Linked DNA regions of Homo sapiens: region 2 is linked to region 1. Evidence: chromatin loops called from intact Hi-C (ENCODE). Cell type or tissue: Caco-2. All regions are shown on one strand. Links, peaks and the distances in the headings refer to the core of each region. The heading gives the core; the rest is flanking DNA. Region 1 overlaps PRSS23 (serine protease 23). Region 2 overlaps ME3 (malic enzyme 3).

Evidence for each region. A loop is a pair of places that touch in the nucleus more often than their neighbours do. Peaks named below come from ENCODE experiments on the same cell type or tissue, not always from the same donor. Only the 100,000 strongest peaks of a DNase experiment are listed, where the experiment ranks them.
Region 2: it touches region 1 in a loop (5-fold over the local background); 4 of 110 quality-filtered maps call a loop at or near these places.

What each region holds. Positions count from the first base shown.
Region 1 is chr11:86,806,504-86,816,071 of GRCh38, forward strand. It overlaps PRSS23 (serine protease 23), which reads left to right. Exons shown (of 2, transcript NM_007173.6): 2 at 1,128-4,730. The coding sequence starts at 1,141. The coding sequence ends at 2,292. Among named protein-coding and RNA genes, the nearest start is that of PRSS23, 11 kb to the left of the region's middle. RefSeq lists an enhancer at 5,036-5,622. In Caco-2, for the core only: no CTCF peak of the experiment used is centred there; a DNase peak (open chromatin) is centred at 5,708.
Region 2 is chr11:86,494,339-86,503,906 of GRCh38, forward strand. It overlaps ME3 (malic enzyme 3), which reads right to left. Exons shown (of 15, transcript NM_001161586.3): 6 at 3,625-3,786. Among named protein-coding and RNA genes, the nearest start is that of CCDC81, 120 kb to the left of the region's middle. RefSeq lists enhancers at 3,037-3,638, 3,639-4,240 and a silencer at 9,565-9,568. In Caco-2, for the core only: no CTCF peak of the experiment used is centred there; a DNase peak (open chromatin) is centred at 5,553.

The sequences.
Region 1 (9,568 bases), core at 4,668-7,167:
GGTGGGTACATTTGAAAAGAACGGGTGCATTTGCCAAATAATACATTTGGTCCTCTATATTGAGAGGTTGGAGCGAGGCTGTGGCATACTATTTCTCAAGCATCACTTCTCCTAGAAGGCCTCTCTTGTTCTTACTCCCACAATTGGCCTCAAGCTGTTTCTCTGAGCTACCGCATCATCCATGTACATCATTGTCATTAGCGTCAGCATGCAACATTCATTCACTTTTCCATTAATACAAGCATCCATTTAACAAATCTTTGTCGAGTGCTAGCACAGGCCCAAATTTAAGAGATTTAGTTGGTAATACAGATATAAACAACTGAAAAAGTAACCAATGGTAACAGTTCATAGTGTTATAGCTGATGCAATATTAGAGCTTTAGATATTGACAAAGATCCTGGTAGTGTACAACATAATCCAAAGGAAGAAGGAATATTTTATTAGAAGCCTAGCCACTCTGGAACTCAATATATATAATAGTAAAGGTTGTTGTAAATTCAAAGCAAAAAACAAAACAAAACAAAAAATCTCATACCCTTTCTCGAGTGCACCATCATTTAAAAACCACAGGAGTGGTGGTAATTGTGACACTGTGGAGCTGTCCTTCTTTGATGTCTCAGTCACTCAGTAAGCCATGTAATTTAAATTGACCCTCTGAGTGACCAAGTTGCTCTGAAAATTTTCCAAGTACATGTTACAATGAGAATGAGAGAAGGAGGAGGGAAAGGCGGGGACATCATGAAGGTAGAAGAGGAGGAGGTTTAGAATCAAGCACAAAGAGGGCTCAAAATTACGTGGAAATTGGGGCTGGTCAGTCAGTTAGCCAGGGGACTAATGACTTTATGCCTGCTACTCTGCAGTCTACCATCATTAGGGACATCTTAAACATAGAAAGGAAGGAACACCCAATTTCACTTCAGGCACCCAGCCACAGGAACTTTCCTAAGGTTGAGCCTTTGCGTTGAAAGTGAGACCGTTATCTAAGGATTCCTCTCCACACCCTGATTCCTGAGGAGTGTTCAAAGACTCAGAAACAATGACAGGCCTGCTGCTGAGCTTTGCTGTCTGCAGTAAATGAACGTTCAGCCCTTGCCCTCCTGACCTGCTTGTCTTTGTTTCTACAGAACAGTGCTCGGCATGGCAGGGATTCCAGGGCTCCTCTTCCTTCTCTTCTTTCTGCTCTGTGCTGTTGGGCAAGTGAGCCCTTACAGTGCCCCCTGGAAACCCACTTGGCCTGCATACCGCCTCCCTGTCGTCTTGCCCCAGTCTACCCTCAATTTAGCCAAGCCAGACTTTGGAGCCGAAGCCAAATTAGAAGTATCTTCTTCATGTGGACCCCAGTGTCATAAGGGAACTCCACTGCCCACTTACGAAGAGGCCAAGCAATATCTGTCTTATGAAACGCTCTATGCCAATGGCAGCCGCACAGAGACGCAGGTGGGCATCTACATCCTCAGCAGTAGTGGAGATGGGGCCCAACACCGAGACTCAGGGTCTTCAGGAAAGTCTCGAAGGAAGCGGCAGATTTATGGCTATGACAGCAGGTTCAGCATTTTTGGGAAGGACTTCCTGCTCAACTACCCTTTCTCAACATCAGTGAAGTTATCCACGGGCTGCACCGGCACCCTGGTGGCAGAGAAGCATGTCCTCACAGCTGCCCACTGCATACACGATGGAAAAACCTATGTGAAAGGAACCCAGAAGCTTCGAGTGGGCTTCCTAAAGCCCAAGTTTAAAGATGGTGGTCGAGGGGCCAACGACTCCACTTCAGCCATGCCCGAGCAGATGAAATTTCAGTGGATCCGGGTGAAACGCACCCATGTGCCCAAGGGTTGGATCAAGGGCAATGCCAATGACATCGGCATGGATTATGATTATGCCCTCCTGGAACTCAAAAAGCCCCACAAGAGAAAATTTATGAAGATTGGGGTGAGCCCTCCTGCTAAGCAGCTGCCAGGGGGCAGAATTCACTTCTCTGGTTATGACAATGACCGACCAGGCAATTTGGTGTATCGCTTCTGTGACGTCAAAGACGAGACCTATGACTTGCTCTACCAGCAATGCGATGCCCAGCCAGGGGCCAGCGGGTCTGGGGTCTATGTGAGGATGTGGAAGAGACAGCAGCAGAAGTGGGAGCGAAAAATTATTGGCATTTTTTCAGGGCACCAGTGGGTGGACATGAATGGTTCCCCACAGGATTTCAACGTGGCTGTCAGAATCACTCCTCTCAAATATGCCCAGATTTGCTATTGGATTAAAGGAAACTACCTGGATTGTAGGGAGGGGTGACACAGTGTTCCCTCCTGGCAGCAATTAAGGGTCTTCATGTTCTTATTTTAGGAGAGGCCAAATTGTTTTTTGTCATTGGCGTGCACACGTGTGTGTGTGTGTGTGTGTGTGTGTAAGGTGTCTTATAATCTTTTACCTATTTCTTACAATTGCAAGATGACTGGCTTTACTATTTGAAAACTGGTTTGTGTATCATATCATATATCATTTAAGCAGTTTGAAGGCATACTTTTGCATAGAAATAAAAAAAATACTGATTTGGGGCAATGAGGAATATTTGACAATTAAGTTAATCTTCACGTTTTTGCAAACTTTGATTTTTATTTCATCTGAACTTGTTTCAAAGATTTATATTAAATATTTGGCATACAAGAGATATGAATTCTTATATGTGTGCATGTGTGTTTTCTTCTGAGATTCATCTTGGTGGTGGGTTTTTTTGTTTTTTTAATTCAGTGCCTGATCTTTAATGCTTCCATAAGGCAGTGTTCCCATTTAGGAACTTTGACAGCATTTGTTAGGCAGAATATTTTGGATTTGGAGGCATTTGCATGGTAGTCTTTGAACAGTAAAATGATGTGTTGACTATACTGATACACATATTAAACTATACCTTATAGTAAACCAGTATCCCAAGCTGCTTTTAGTTCCAAAAATAGTTTCTTTTCCAAAGGTTGTTGCTCTACTTTGTAGGAAGTCTTTGCATATGGCCCTCCCAACTTTAAAGTCATACCAGAGTGGCCAAGAGTGTTTATCCCAACCCTTCCATTTAACAGGATTTCACTCACATTTCTGGAACTAGCTATTTTTCAGAAGACAATAATCAGGGCTTAATTAGAACAGGCTGTATTTCCTCCCAGCAAACAGTTGTGGCCACACTAAAAACAATCATAGCATTTTACCCCTGGATTATAGCACATCTCATGTTTTATCATTTGGATGGAGTAATTTAAAATGAATTAAATTCCAGAGAACAATGGAAGCATTGCCTGGCAGATGTCACAACAGAATAACCACTTGTTTGGAGCCTGGCACAGTCCTCCAGCCTGATCAAAAATTATTCTGCATAGTTTTCAGTGTGCTTTCTGGGAGCTATGTACTTCTTCAATTTGGAAACTTTTCTCTCTCATTTATAGTGAAAATACTTGGAAGTTACTTTAAGAAAACCAGTGTGGCCTTTTTCCCTCTAGCTTTAAAAGGGCCGCTTTTGCTGGAATGCTCTAGGTTATAGATAAACAATTAGGTATAATAGCAAAAATGAAAATTGGAAGAATGCAAAATGGATCAGAATCATGCCTTCCAATAAAGGCCTTTACACATGTTTTATCAATATGATTATCAAATCACAGCATATACAGAAAAGACTTGGACTTATTGTATGTTTTTATTTTATGGCTCTCGGCCTAAGCACTTCTTTCTAAATGTATCGGAGAAAAAATCAAATGGACTACAAGCACGTGTTTGCTGTGCTTGCACCCCAGGTAAACCTGCATTGTAGCAATTTGTAAGGATATTCAGATGGAGCACTGTCACTTAGACATTCTCTGGGGGATTTTCTGCTTGTCTTTCTTGAGCTTTTTGGAAGGATAATTCTGATAAGGCACTCAAGAAACGTACAACCACAGTGCTTTCTTCAAATCATATGAGAAATACTATGCATAGCAAGGAGATGCAGAGCCGCCAGGAAAATTCTGAGTTCCAGCACAATTTTCTTTGGAATCTAACAGGAATCTAGCCTGAGGAAGAAGGGAGGTCTCCATTTCTATGTCTGGTATTTGGGGGTTTTGTTTGTTTTTGCTTTAGCTTGGTGAAAAAAAGTTCACTGAACACCAAGACCAGAATGGATTTTTTTAAAAAAATAGATGTTCCTTTTGTGAAGCACCTTGATTCCTTGATTTTGATTTTTTGCAAAGTTAGACAATGGCACAAAGTCAAAATGAAATCAATGTTTAGTTCACAAGTAGATGTAATTTACTAAAGAATGATACACCCATATGCTATATACAGCTTAACTCACAGAACTGTAAAAGAAAATTATAAAATAATTCAACATGTCCATCTTTTTAGTGATAATAAAAGAAAGCATGGTATTAAACTATCATAGAAGTAGACAGAAAAAGAAAAAAGGACTCATGGCATTATTAATATAATTAGTGCTTTACATGTGTTAGTTATACATATTAGAAGCATATTTGCCTAGTAAGGCTAGTAGAACCACATTTCCCAAAGTGTGCTCCTTAAACACTCATGCCTTATGATTTTCTACCAAAAGTAAAAAGGGTTGTATTAAGTCAGAGGAAGATGCCTCTCCATTTTCCCTCTCTTTATCAGAGGTTCACATGCCTGTCTGCACATTAAAAGCTCTGGGAAGACCTGTTGTAAAGGGACAAGTTGAGGTTGTAAAATCTGCATTTAAATAAACATCTTTGATCACAAAACCCTTGTTTTCTCATATAATGCCTATAAGCAATCTGGTGTTCTACTAAATACATTCTGGGGATCTCTGTAACAGCCTTTTGGTTGAGGTGGTAATGTAGAAAGAATGATGAGTCCGAGTGGGGTCAGGTGTCTGTGCCTTTAGGGTTTAACCAGACCCTATAACCAGGATTTGGAAATCTTCACAGCGTGAAATTAGAAGTAATAAATTTGAAAATTATCTGTCGCTGAGAATCAGAAGTTTGTGGCAGAACTGGGGACACATGTTTTACATAGACTTTACTCCAAATTTTGAATTTTGAAAAGGAGATAGTGTTTTTAAAAGGTGGGAAAATAGCCTTAAAGGGGTAAAGAAATAGGAGCAGAGTTGTATGTGTAATCTTTCTTTTTACTGTTTTTGGACCAAAAAGGGATTGAAATACCAAGGTCATGCTCCCAATTCCCTGTTCTTTGTGTAGCTCAGTCTACCTGCTTGGGGAGATGGGAAGTACCTGGTGATGCCTGGATCATGTATTCAAGGAATCACTCTTTCTCTAACAAACCCCACAGGAGGTCTTTAATGCAGAACTTGTTAAGAATGACTAAGCCTGCCCTGGAATGATGACTCTAGGCTGCTGTCTGCTAACTGAAGGGTAAATGGCAGCCATCCAGTGAGTCCAGAGGAATTCTGACAGTGATCCCCAACACTCACTGAGGGCTTCCTTCTTACTTTGCCTGGGTTCTGCTGCTGTTCATGTCTGCACTTTTTCTTTGTTCTTGTCATGAACCAGCTCAGGTATGCCTTGAAGTTGCCTCTGACCATTGATTTCTATGGATGTTTGATAAGGCAGCCATTTCATTTATCATTCAGAATGGGATTCTTTTGAGAATGCTATGACTAATGAAGCTGGGGCAGCAGGTGTAAGCCAGGTATGTCTTGGCCAACAAGCATGTTTGGTCACTTAATTATTAACCTTTCAAAGCTCTGTATAGCGTGCAGACTGGCAGCCATCCTTGCTAATCTAGGAACAAAGGTGGGGCTGCAGCTCCCTGCGTTTCTCCTCTCTGGGCTTCCATTGTGATTCCTGTGATACCTTCTTTGCCTGGCTCAGCATTCTGAGGGCCTCCAATAGGGGAAGGGCATTTAAAAATCCTTTTGATGGGGTGGGGTCATCGTACATACATGGCAGACATGAGGCCATTTCTGGGCGATCAACAACACATCTGTTTTTAGTCTGGGGTTCCCCCCGGAGGAGGAAATAAACCAGCTTCCAGAACAAGAGTAAACAGGGGTTGGCCGGGCATGGTGGCTCATGTCTGTAATCCTAGCACTTTGGGAGGCTGAGGCAGGTGGATCACTTGAGGTGAGGAGCTCCAGACCAGCCCTGCTAACATGCTGAAACCCCGTCACTACTAAAAATACAAAAATTGGCCGGGCATGGTGGCGCATGCCTGTAATCCCAGCTGCTAGGGAAGCTAAGGCAGGAGAATCGCTTGAAACTAGGAGTCGGAGATTGCAATGAGCCAAAATTATGCCACTGCACTCCAGCCTAGGCAACAGAGTGAGACTCTGTCTCAAAAAAAAAAAAAAAAAGAAAAAGAAAAAGAAAAAAGAAAGGGTAAACAGGATTGAGAGCTGAGATAGCAGCCTGGTATGGGAAGATGATGGCCTTGGAGTTGGGCAGACTGATTCCACAGTTGTCTAGTTCCTTATGGCAAATAAATCCCAATGCATTGTGGTTTAAAATTTAAACCCTCCTATATGATTTAAAGATCCTCCCTCTTCTGGGTTCCAGCTTCTCAGTGGGCTCATTTGAAGCTGAGGAAGAGAGAAAGGAGACAGGCATATTTATCTGACTCATTGCAGTGATGTTCTCTCTTCATTGCTTGCTGCTTCTCAGATAACACCAGCTCTTCTACCCTCCTTAGCCCTTAACTATGGTGATATAACCCTCTGTCTCCTGCGCACCTTTATCTAACAGATAGCTGTCTCAAGTACACAGCCAGCAAGATGCTTCAAGCCCAGTCATCTTGTTTCCTATTTGCATAACCCACAAGAAACTCATAGGCTTGCTATACCTGTGTGTTAGTGGCTTATTGAGAATTTGGGAGGGAATATGTTTGAGCCTCAACAAACTGAAGTGCAAGGGCCCCTGGCAGTATCAAATTTGTTCTGTTTAAGAGACAGATGGGGAAGAGTTCAAAAAGATAGATTCCAGCCAGCTCATATAGAAATTAAGGATTCTGTCAAGGTCTTTTTAATTCATCTTACTTGCTGGGGGATACAGTCAAAGGACTTTAAGTAGGAGCCCTGGTGGGGCCTAATCAGGACCGACTTATCCATGAAGGGACAGTAGGCACAGTGTCTAGGGCCCACAGCAGTTTCAGAGATCACACAGAAATATTTATTTTAAAATCAGAAGAAGAAAGTTAATTTTTAAGCCTAATAAAATGTGTTAATATAATGTTAATATATTTATATTAACAGCCATAAAATATAATTTTTAATATTTTTTAATGGAGAAGGAGACTTATGAAGGCAAAAGTGCTTAGGGCCCACAAAAATCAAAATGCAGCCCTGAAACTCATTCATATTTGACAATATCTCTTTGGATGCTAAATGGAGAATGGATTTTAGGCAGTGGCAATGGGAAAACTAGTAATCCAGGTAAGAAATGGCAGTGACTTTGACTTTGGAAGTAGAGGATATTGAATAGTGGTCATATCTGGAAGAGTATATATTTGAAAGTAGAGCCAACATGAATAGGTGTGGTAAAGGAGGAATCAAGAATGACTGCTTGGCTTGGGGCCTGAGCATCCACAGAGATTCCAGGTGCCATTTGCTGAGATGGGAAAGACTAAAGGAAGAGAATTAGATTCTGCTGTGGAAATGAAAACCGAGAATTCCTGTGTCAGTCATGTTAGGTTTCAACTGTCTAGCGGACACCCAAATGCCAATGTCAAATGAACTATAGGATCTCTGATTGTGAAGCTCAGTAGAAATATCTCAAATGCACTTGTAGATGATATTTAAACCACAGAGAAATAATATCATCTGGGGAGAGAATGAGGCTTGAGAAGAGAAGAGGGCTGAGGACAGAGTCCCAGTCCACCAACATTTAGATGTTGGGTTCAGTAGAAGAGAAGGAGGAAGAGGAGGAGGAGGAGGAGGCAGTAAGGAAGCTGGTAAGAAGCCACCAATAAGGTTAAGGACAACAAGGAAAATGTGGCCTCAAAGAAAGCAAGAGAAAAAAGTTGGAAGCCAGGTTGAGGAAGTGAGAGACAAAGGGTGGGACAAGATCAGATTGTGCTTCAGGTTATGTTTAGAAATGTCCCTCTGGCTATGGTGGGAAAGACGGGGTGGAAGGCAGGAGACCAGAGAGGAGTCTGTCTAGTCCTCCAAGCCTCAGCTGTTTTCATGACAAGCAGAACCTTGCCTTGTGTGTCTCTGTGCACCCACCATGCAAGCATGGGGCACTGTGCACCAGGTATGCTTATCATGCCTGTGAATGAGGGATTGATTAACTGAATCCTCCAGGGACACTTGGGACAGCTCTGCCCACAAGAAGAGCAAGAACCCAGGCATCAATGGGGTGGTGCAGACATGGGCTCAGGGAGGCCCTCTGCCATCCCCTCCTGCCTGGACCAATGTTTTCTGAGAGGCAGAAAGTGCAGGGTGACTCTTCACTGTGGTATTTGTCTATGTGTGTATCAAGTGTGTAAAAATACTGTGCTCTCTTAGTCTTGATTTATCACTGCCCCTTGTCTTCGGGCTATTAAAAGGACTAAGGCCCTGTCTTCCATAAAGAGCAAGAACAGCTTTGAGAAGCGTCAAGTTCCAATCCAGTGAAGAAAGACTGAAGTGTTTGCCTTGGAGAGAATGAGGAGAGTCTCAGGAAATGAAATAAACAGAACAAGGGGCTAGAATCCAAGCAGCAGCCGTGGGAACAGCAGCCAGTTCTTGCCATCCAATGAGATGTCTTCTCAGGATGGCCTTCCCTGGCCATCTTCTCTGAAATTCAATGCCCCTCAGCCCCTTCCTCGGGGAGTTCTTATTGCCCTTCCCTGTTTTATTGTCCTGCTCTGCACTTATCACTAACACTGTTATATTTATGTATTTGTCCTCTGCCACTAGAATGTAATTTCATGAGGACAGAGGTTTTTATCTGTTGTGTCCCCACAATTAGAACAGTGCCTGGCATGTAGGTTCTCAATAAATAATGTTATTCAAATGGCTGATTGAACGAATGATCCCAGATGGTTTATATAACCCAGAACATGATGACTTAGGGTTATGTGAGCTTGGATATTTCTTGGGTCCAAACACATCCCAGAATAAAACTCTTGTGGTGTTTTGTATGTATTCTGTTCTATTCTAGCATGTGTTACATTGCTGTTGTTATTTATGTGTCTGCCTCTTCTACAAGACTATGAGCCTTGCAAGAGCAGGGGCTGAGTTCTGTTCTTCTGTGTCTTCCCTTATCTATCCCATGGTCTAGCACAGGAAATATTTGTGAGAAAGTGAGTGTCTGTCTGTCTGTCATGACTTAGCCTGTCATGACATAGATCCTCTCCCACATCTCACAGGCAACAAGCTAGAGTTCTGTGCTATCCATCACCTCCTCTCCAGCTCCCCTGCCACTGCCCTGATTTCACCTTGTTGTTTCTCCTTTAACTATGACAGCAGATTCCAAACTGGATTCTGAGCCTCCCAGCTCGCCCACACCTGCCCAAGACATGTTCTGAAGCAAAGACCTGATCAGGCCCCTCCCCTATGTTTCCTATTGACTAGATGCTGGTTACTAGAGAAGTTTAGTTTTCTTAGCCATGAATCCATGACCAATCCAATATAGTGATCAGA
Region 2 (9,568 bases), core at 4,048-6,547, 310 kb before region 1:
GGAGCAGTGCACCACAGTGGGCAAGGCAGCTGTGGAGCCAGACAGCTGGGTTCCAATCCCAGCTCTGATACTTAGAGCTGTGGGACCTGAGGTAAGTAGTTGACATGTTTCAGTCTCAGTTTCCTTATCTGAAAATTGGGAGAATAATATACTGGGGAGGAACTGCTTCCTCTCACCCCCGGGGCACATAGGAGGGCAGATCAGGGCATGTTCCCTCCTCCTAGACAGGGGTACTCTGGTCCCTCCCTGACATAAGGATCAGACCCAGGGAAGGTTCTCTCCCCTCCACATCCAGGAGGGAGAGGTGATTCTAGAGGCCTAAAGCACCAGAAGGAGAAGCAGACGCTTTGAGTAGATGTGACACGCGACTCATTAAAGTGACCAATTAGGTGACAGTGTTGAAACACTGACAACTAGAACATTCTATTCAGGCTGACCCTCATTTGTCTCCCTCAGGCTCAGCAGGGTGCCTGATACCCACTAAACACTCAATAAACTTTTATTAAATAAGGCAAAGTGTTCACAAAATAATCTTAATTGAAAAAATTAGAACAAAATTACATTATGATTACACCTAGGTAATAACTATCTTTATGTATAGGCATAGAAAAATTTTGGAAAGAAACACAAATGCAACATTGTGGGAGAAATACCATTTCCTTTTTCTTTAAAATTTTGAATAATGTTCTAAATTCATTTTAGCAATAAAAATTCTAAAAATCAAGAAATAATCTTTACTTATAAAGCAACAGAAATTAGGCACAGGTGTAATGTGGGGAGAGGAGCACAAACTTGGATTCGGCTCCTAGCCCTGCCGCTTCTAGCAGATCTTCTTGGGCAAATAAAACTCTCTGGGCCTCAGTTTCCTATGCTGTAAAAAAGAGGGTAATGATAGATGCTCCACTCACAGGGTTATTGCAAGGCTTAAACTGAGTGGTCCATAAAAAGGGCCTGATCCACAATTACTGCTACTTTCCAGTCATTTTTTCTGGTGGATTTGTTACAAGTTAGAGCCAGCTCTAAACTTCAGCATATCATTGCTGAGTGCTGGACCTTCAATGACAAAGGATCCCAATGCACCAGGGCAGACAGCACCCTTCCAGTGGATGCAGTGGCCTCAGAATCAAACTCAATCTGTTCCAATTCTTGCCTAAGGCCAGCTTTTAGAAGGAATGAAGGTCTCAATTAAATCCAGCTGGAACACAGCAGGAGGTGTTGGAAAGGAAGAATAAAACAAAGTTTGCTGCGCTCATCCACGCCTGCAAAGAAGCATTCTTTGAGGCCAAAAGACAATTTCAGCAAAACTCAGATATCTGGCTGGGGGAAGGGCATTGCTGTGCAGAGCAAAACTTGAAGACTGGTTTTGATGAGCAGCTGTAAAGCATGTATCCATATCTAACCTCCTGTCTCCTGAGCTGGTGAGGAGACACATGGAGACCAGGTGGTTTTAGAGGTTGAAGGATGCTTAGTAACTTTCTGGTCTAGTCTCTCAATATACTGAAAGGCAATTAAGTCTAAGGAGGTGCAATGACTTACCTGGCTCATCATGGTACTGGAACCAAGGTCCCTGGCTTGTCATGGTACTGGGAACCAAGGTCCCAATCCAATAGTTTTCCCACTTTCTTGCTCTCCCTCATCTCATTCCCACCCCCAGGATTTCCCAGCTGTTAAGCAAGGTCTGCCCACCGTTCCATCATTTGATCATATCTGCAGATGAAGCCTGAATAAGCATCATTCCTTACTAGGATCTAAAGTGCTTGCTTTTATTTGAAATGGGGATGCCTGGGCTGGGTGCAGTGGCTCAAGTCTGCAATCTCAGCACTTTGGGAGGCTGAGGCGGGCAGATCACTTGAGGTCAGGAGTTTGAGACCAGCCTGACCAACATGGTGAAACCCCATCTCGACTAAAAATACAAAAATTAGCTGAGCGTGGTAGCACATGCCTGTAATCCCAGCTACTCAGGAGGCTGAGATAGGAGAATTGCTTGAACCAGGGAAGCAGAGGTTGCAGCGAGCCGAGATCACGCCACTGCACTCCAGCCTGGGCAACAGAGGGAGAGTCTGTCTCAAAAGAAAAGAAAAGAAAAGAAAAGAAAAGAAATGGGGATGCATTGTGTTTAGGGAAGAGGAAGGCCATGTAAAGAGTCTTGGCAAATTTTCTTAAGAGAAATCACTGCAGAATGCAAATAAGAATAACTTCTTGACACCGTGAATCAAGAATTTACAAAATGACCATTCCTTTTGCTTCAATACTTACTTCTAGAAATTTATCCTAAGGAAATACTCAGAGATAGGGACAAAGACTCATCTGCAAAAATGGGTACCAGAGCACAATTTATATTTTAAAAGACTAGAAACAACCTAAGTGCCCAACTGTGGGGGTTTTCTTATGTAAATTATGATACATCAGGTAGCTATTAAACCGACACTATGGAATAATGGTTAATAGCCTGAAAGAAAACTCATGACAGATAATTAAATTTGAAAAAGAAATATAAAATACTGTATATATAATAAGAACACCACTTTTATTTTATAAGTGCGTGGAAAAAAAAAAGGCTGGGGAAATATACCAATATGTAAACAATGATTAGTGCTTGTTATGTGGCTGATATCTTATTTTTAACATTTCTCTGAATTTTCTCTATTTATTTATTTATTTGAGACAGAGTCTTGCTGTGTCACCCAGGCTGGAGTGCAGTGGTGTGATCTCGGCTCACTGCAACCTCTGCCTCCCAGGTTCTCCTGGGATTCTCCTGTCTCAGCCTCCCCAGTAGCTGGGATTACAGGTGTGTGCTACCACACCTAGCTCATTTTTGTATTTTTAGTACAGATGGGATTTCACCATGTTGGTCAGGCTGGTCTCAAACTCCTGGCCTCAGGTGATCCCGCCCCGATCAGCCTCCCAAAGTGCTGGGAACACAGGCGTGAGTGACTGTGCCCGGCCTCAATAATATGCACTGATCTCAAAGATAAATGTAATTAAGAGGGAATCCTTGGATATTTTTTCATGTTTTCTGACACAGAGACAGAGCTGCGAGTCACAGACATGCCCATGGTGGTTCCCAGAGCAGAGAAACCCTTGGCTGGGGCCTGAGCTCCTTAAACCACAAACTGCCAGGACTCCTGCAGCTGGATCTCACCTACGCTTGGCTCAGTTTCTCTCACTGGGTTTGCAGGACACTAATCTGTCTGATTCAGACATTTTGGCCCCTGGTGCTTTGAATTCCAGTCATTCCACTGGGGCAGCCTGCCTTGAGAATGCTAAAAAACACAGCCCAGTGGTCACACCCACCTCAAGGGAAATAGAAACTGCCTGGGGTAATGGGGGTCAGAGAGGAAGGAAGCCCAAGCAGGGGTCATTGTGGGTACAGAGGGCCTCATGGAGGTAGAGGAGCAAGGGGGCCCAGGAGTGGGAGAGGGAACAGGATGGAGCTAGGGGTGGGCAACCAGGGAAGAAGGTCCTCTACTCCACAACTGTGTAGGGGGAATGCCCTGGTCGGGAGGATGCCAAGAAAGAAATGGCCCATTGCTGTGTAGATATAACCACCCACAAACATGCTCCTCACCCTGTCCCAGTTGCCACCTTTTGGCCCCAGAGCTCCTGCCCTGGGCAGTGGGTTACCTCATTGTTGGTGCCGACGTCCAGCAGCACAGGGAGGCACTGCTGCGGGTTCACCCCTCCGCATGCCGTGTACAGGGCCAGCTTGCCCACAGGGATGCCCATGCCGTAGCAGCCCAGGTCTCCCAGGCCCAGGATGCGCTCCCCATCAGTCACCACCACGGCCTGAAAAACAGCAGGGCACCATCAATCAGGGACAGCACTTCCTGTGACAGGGTGCTCATTTTAGCAGCCCCAGCCCATCAGGCTTGGCGACTGGATGCCCACTGACTTTGCCGGTGTGAAAGAGCTTGTCTGGGATAAGGCCGGAGCATTTATTCACCTGCAGGTGACCAGTCCTTCCTGGCAGGCTGGTGACAAACCCTACTGAGAAGAGATGGCAGAAAGATGCCTGCCTTGCATTCTGAGCTTCAGGTGGGGGCTGCAGAAACAGCTGGAGGGAAACCACATTAAGTCACTTCACTCTCCCTCAAGGAAACTAAATAGACACTCTCAGCCTGAGACTCGGGGTGGTGGGTAGGGAAGGGCATAATTAAAGGAGAAAATAAAAAATACGTGTTCGTGCTGCTGCTACAGCTCCAGGGTTTAGAGGCTAATCCAAGTGCTCTCCGACCTACTCCTGGATTATGAAAAATCCGATCTGCAAAGAACAGGGCTCCTTGTGACATCTTCTAGGATCACTATTGCATATGAAATCAGGAAGAGTTTCAAGCTACACTGGGATTTACCTTTTGCATTTGGCAAAGAATTGCTGAGGGCCTACTATGTGCTAGATGTAGTGCTACTTCAAGGCTTACCTACTGTGAATTAATAGATATGAATGAAGCTGATGATGATGATAGGAATAATTGTATTATTATAATGGATATTCTTTTATTCATTCATTTAATACATATTTATGAAGCACCTACTTTGCATAAGACACTGTGACAAATTCTGTGGGAGCTTCAGTTTGCACATCTACAAAAGCAAATATGCATGGACACAGCCCTTAAAGGATTAATGGGCTAAAGGAGAGATGGAATGTATATATTAATAATCATGATTCTGGGAGGGAAGCTGGACTGCAGCAGAATAGCATAAAGGGTGGCAGAGATTAGAAGATGGGAGGATAACCCTTCATGGGTGAACGGACACACATGCCCTACCTTGGACAGGTGGAGATTGTGGGGTATGGGTGGGGAGAAGGGCATTTGATACAAAAGAAAGTTAAAATCCAGGGTAGAGGTGCTGGGGGTGGGGACAATGTAGGATGTGTTTGGGGAGCGAGGAGATGTAGGTTGCAGGAAGGGAAAAAATGGGAAGTCAGGCAGGAGTCAGACTGTGAAAGACCTTGAATGTCTAGCCAAGGAGAGCCCCTCAGGGTAACGGTGAAGTTGTTTGTAGGCCACTCTCACCTGCTCACCAGCACTAGCTATCTCTATCTCTAAAAGAGTTAAGTTTATAGGTCCCTCATCCCTTCATTGGAACCTGGCTTTGGATCCATTCTAGGCTACAAATGTCCTGATGGGCTATGAACACCATAGGGTTTGGTTAAATCCATGAAGGTACATTGCTGGGCAATGGGGGTAAAGAGATGAAGACCCATTCTTTCCCTGGAAGAGTTTATGATCTGGTACCCAAAGGGCTACGGGATCTTCTCACTTCCATTCTTTCTCTTTTAGTGGAAATAAGTGTAGAGATTCTTAAAAACATTCCTCTGCTTCTGGAAAAGGGTCTCTGGAGAGTGCAAGAGATCCATGAAAATCATGATATTCTCCCTTAGATTGGTCTACTGCCTCTGTGGAGAGTGCTCAAAGACTGCATCTCATGTGACCTTCCCCATAGCCTGGGCAGGTAGGCGGATCTGAGATTGTTATCTCTGCTTCACCGGTGAGCAAACAGAAGCTCAAGACCTTTATTTTCTCCATATATTTGTTAAGTGTCGGCCACATGCCTGGCACTGGCTGGATGTTTCCACATCAGTTATCTTAAAAGATTAGATGACTTTGCAAGGTCATCTTTCTAGTGAATGTGACAGGGCAGGGTTCCTGGTTCAGGGCTCCTTCTACCACCCCAACTGGCTGGGGTAAAGTGCCTGTGATCTTGGCAAAGTCCTGCCCTGCTTTGGCGCCACCCTCTCTGCAGCCTGCATCTGACCTCCTCTTGGTAGATCTCCCTGTTAGAGACTATGCCCTCATGCTGCCTCTGGGTGTCCAAACTCTGGGCATTTCTCTATCATCTCTCCTAATTAGAGCTTCCTTATTATGGTTCCCATTCTGTCAGAATCCTTCTCTGTGCTGAAGGGGCAGTGAGTGACATGAAGTTAAACAGAGGAAATCTGCTACTCCAGGCTGTTATCCCCACAACCCTAGGATGGTGACAGGGCTCTGTAGTGGCACTCTCCCAGCCTGGACATGCCCCAGGGCACTCTACTGCATGCCCAGCTCCTCTGAATGAGTGTCTCACCTCCATCTACTGTCCACCCGCAATCCTACCATGGTTATAGTTGAGTTATTCCAACAGTTTCACAACCAGACTCCTTGCCTCTCATCTTCCTTCCTTCCATTCTCTCCTGCCAACCAATGTCAGATTCATTGTGTCAAAAGCCCATTTTCATTATGCCATTCCCAGGCTCAAAGACCTTTAGTTACTTTGAACTGTCCATAGAATAGAGTCCAAAATACTTAACTCTTTAATTATCTGAATCCAACAGACCTTCTGAAACTTATCTCCTGCTATACATCTGTACACAATTGCCTTCTCTGGCTGTGCTGGCCTTCTCATTCTTCCCAGGCACACTCTGAATTTGCCTACCACCTCTCCATCTCAACCTCTCTATTCCTTTTTCCTGGAGGGTTCTTCTCCCCATTCGTCAGCAGCATAAATCCTGCCCATTATAATCTACTGAAATTTCTCCTTCCCCTGAATTGCCATATCTACCACACACCCTTCCTGTCTGCTTGCCTGCCTTTCACAAGCGTGTATTAAGGACCCACTGCCTGCCAAGACCCGCACAAGGTGTTATTTAAACCTTTGATGGTGAAAGCAGCTGGGTTGTTATTTAACTTTGTTTTAAAATGCACATTTTATCTCACAAAACAGCCTTTGTGGTTAATGGCAGGTGCTTTGGAGTCTGATAACCAGTTTTTGAATATAGGATCCTTGATGATGTGCCATGTGTAATTTTAGACAAATAGATAACTATTCTGAGCTTCAATTCTCCATAAAATGCATATAATAATAATAATAATAATACTTAACTCCTCAGGTTGTTGTAATGATGAAATAAAATATGTCTCATTTTAACCTGGTGCCTTGTATAAAGTAAGAATGATGAATAAATGGTTGCTGCTCTTATGACTGTAATGATGATGATTATTTAGGGCAAAGATTATATCTCAGACTTTGAAATTATTTCTGATCTCTCCAGTTTATCATTAACACAGAAAGACCATGCAATAATTATCTGTTAAATGAATGAATGAAAAAGAAACCAAGGGGAGACCTTGGCAAATGCAACATTTAGTAAAGTCTGGCCATGTGAAGCTTAATGGCTTTAACCTTGGCATCCTCATCCATTGTTATGGCTCCTACTGTCCTCTCTAAGTAGATGACACCTGTAGATAACTGTCTGCTGGACATTGCTACTCAAATGTCCAATAGTCTTCCCAATTCCCACAAGTCCCTAACCAAATGAATCCTCTTTTCCCTCTTACTCCTTTTGAGCCTTTTTACTCTGCTGTCCTCCTGCTCTCTGTTACCCTGTATCTTCCAAGTTCAAAAACGTCCAGTCTTCTTTGATTCTTCTCTGTTAGTCAACCACAGCCAATTGGTCACCAAGTTCTGCTGATTGTGCCTGCTTCCTATTTTAAACATCTGTTCCATTATCTTCATATTATTGCTACTGCCTCGGATCAGATCATCCATCTTCACTTGAGCCACTGCACTGTTCTCCTAACTGGTCTCTCTACTGGATTTTCCCCATTCCATTTCATTTTTTCTGAAGCATGCCCAGATATATCACTTTCTTGCCCCCAAATCTCTAATGGTCCCTGATGTCTGTAAAATAAAACCCAAACATCTTAGACTGGCACTTAAAGCCTTCCATGGGCTAGGCCCAAGCTGCCCTTTGAATTTCCCCTTTATTCTTTCCATGCTCCATCCAAACTGAAATATTTCCAATTTTGTATAAGGCTTGTACTTTCTTGAATACATGCCATTTTACTTCTCAATTTCTTTATCTCCTTGATACAAATCTTACCACCCTTGCATGTTTCAAGGAACAGTTCAAAAAGCATTTCCCTCCAGGAAGCTTCCCTTCTGAATTTTATCACTTCCTTCTCTGAATTCCCATAGCATTTTCCTCACCTACTAAACCTATCACTCCCTTCCTTGTATTATAGTTATGTACATTTCCTTGTGCTTCACAGTAGCTTGAAGCTCTTCTAAGGCCAGTAATGGGTTGTGTCATCTTTGATTCATCAGCACTTAACTTGGTGTCTGTAATGTGATACACACTCACAAATGGTGGGCAATGTGATAGATCCAACAGAGAAAACAAAGTGTCTTCTGCGCTGAACAGAGTTCAGACCTGCTGTGGATTAACAAGTTCAGAGAGAAGACACTGCACCCTGTTTTTCGTGACATCAATGGACCTTACGCTGGGAGCCACTAGTTCTGCAAATTGTCAAAAGGCTGAGGGCAAACCTGGGCAGCATCCTTGAACTTTAAAGCCAAGCAAACTTTTCTACAACAACAGAATCACATTTTCCTTGTTTGGAAGAGTTTTATAATTCATAACTCCCCTGTCTCTCTGATGGCTCAGGGGAGGTTTGGGGGAGGCTGTGCCATATTCTTCCTTTGCCCACCTGCCTCAGACCTAAGGCCTTTTCTGAATTATTGCCCACACCCTTTAGTTTGGGTGGACCCAATGGGACTGACCCAATACTGACCTGAGGATCAAATGTCCTTGCTTGCTCTGGAGCTTCCTTGGACTTGTAGCTATGGTCATAGCTACAAGGGTTGCCCACAGTGCTGTTTATACAACCCTCTTCTTCCTCTTTTGTTTCATCCTTCCTTCTCATCTTTCCTTTTATCCTCCTCCTCCTCTTCTTCTGCTTCTCCCTCTCTCTCTTTCTACCGCAAAAATAATGCACACTTCTTAGTTTCAAATCTTGGTTCCACTTCTCCCTTGCAAAGAACCTAACCTCTCAGCTTCCTTGTCTATAAAATGGGGATAACAATAGTCCCTACCTCTTACAGGGTTGCCATGAAAATCCAATGAGTTAATCTATGTAGAGCACTTGGCATCATACCGCATGAGGTGGATACGATGATGTGCTGCCCAGATCCTCCTGCAGGAATGAAAGAGTTATTTTCCCAGCTGTATCCTCAGATATCAGCCCACTTAGGGGAATTTCCTCTACTGAAAAGAGCCACCTTGCCCAAAGCCACACCTCCTTCCAAGGGCAGCCCCATATAGGAATCTAGAGACCCACTCCTCTGCCTCACTTCTGGATGCATTTGAAGGGCCATCCCAGGTCCAGAGCCTCCTCAGGGGCTCAGCGAGCCTTGCTTGAGATCTTACGGCAGCCCAACCTCTCCTTCTGCTCTATCCTGTTTCCTTCCTTGCCACAAGTGTTGACTGACAAAAGAGCACTCCCTAATACGTCTCTGAGACTGTTTTTCAGGAAATCTAACCTCTGACAATGAGCACAGAGTGGGGTTTAACACAGACTGGGCCAATGCATGATAGGTAGGCACTTGGCACTAGCAATCCGCTCTAAGTATAAACACCTAAGTGGCTGTTTACAGAGGATGTGCCCAGTAGCAGAGGAGGGTCCCTTGGCTCTCAGAACCTCCTCCTGCGAAGCTCCTGGGACTGGGGTGAGGGAGAGATTTAGGAGCTTGGGAAAACTGTTAGGGAGGAGGCTATTCTCAGCTGGACCTTCCTATAGGCTCCAGG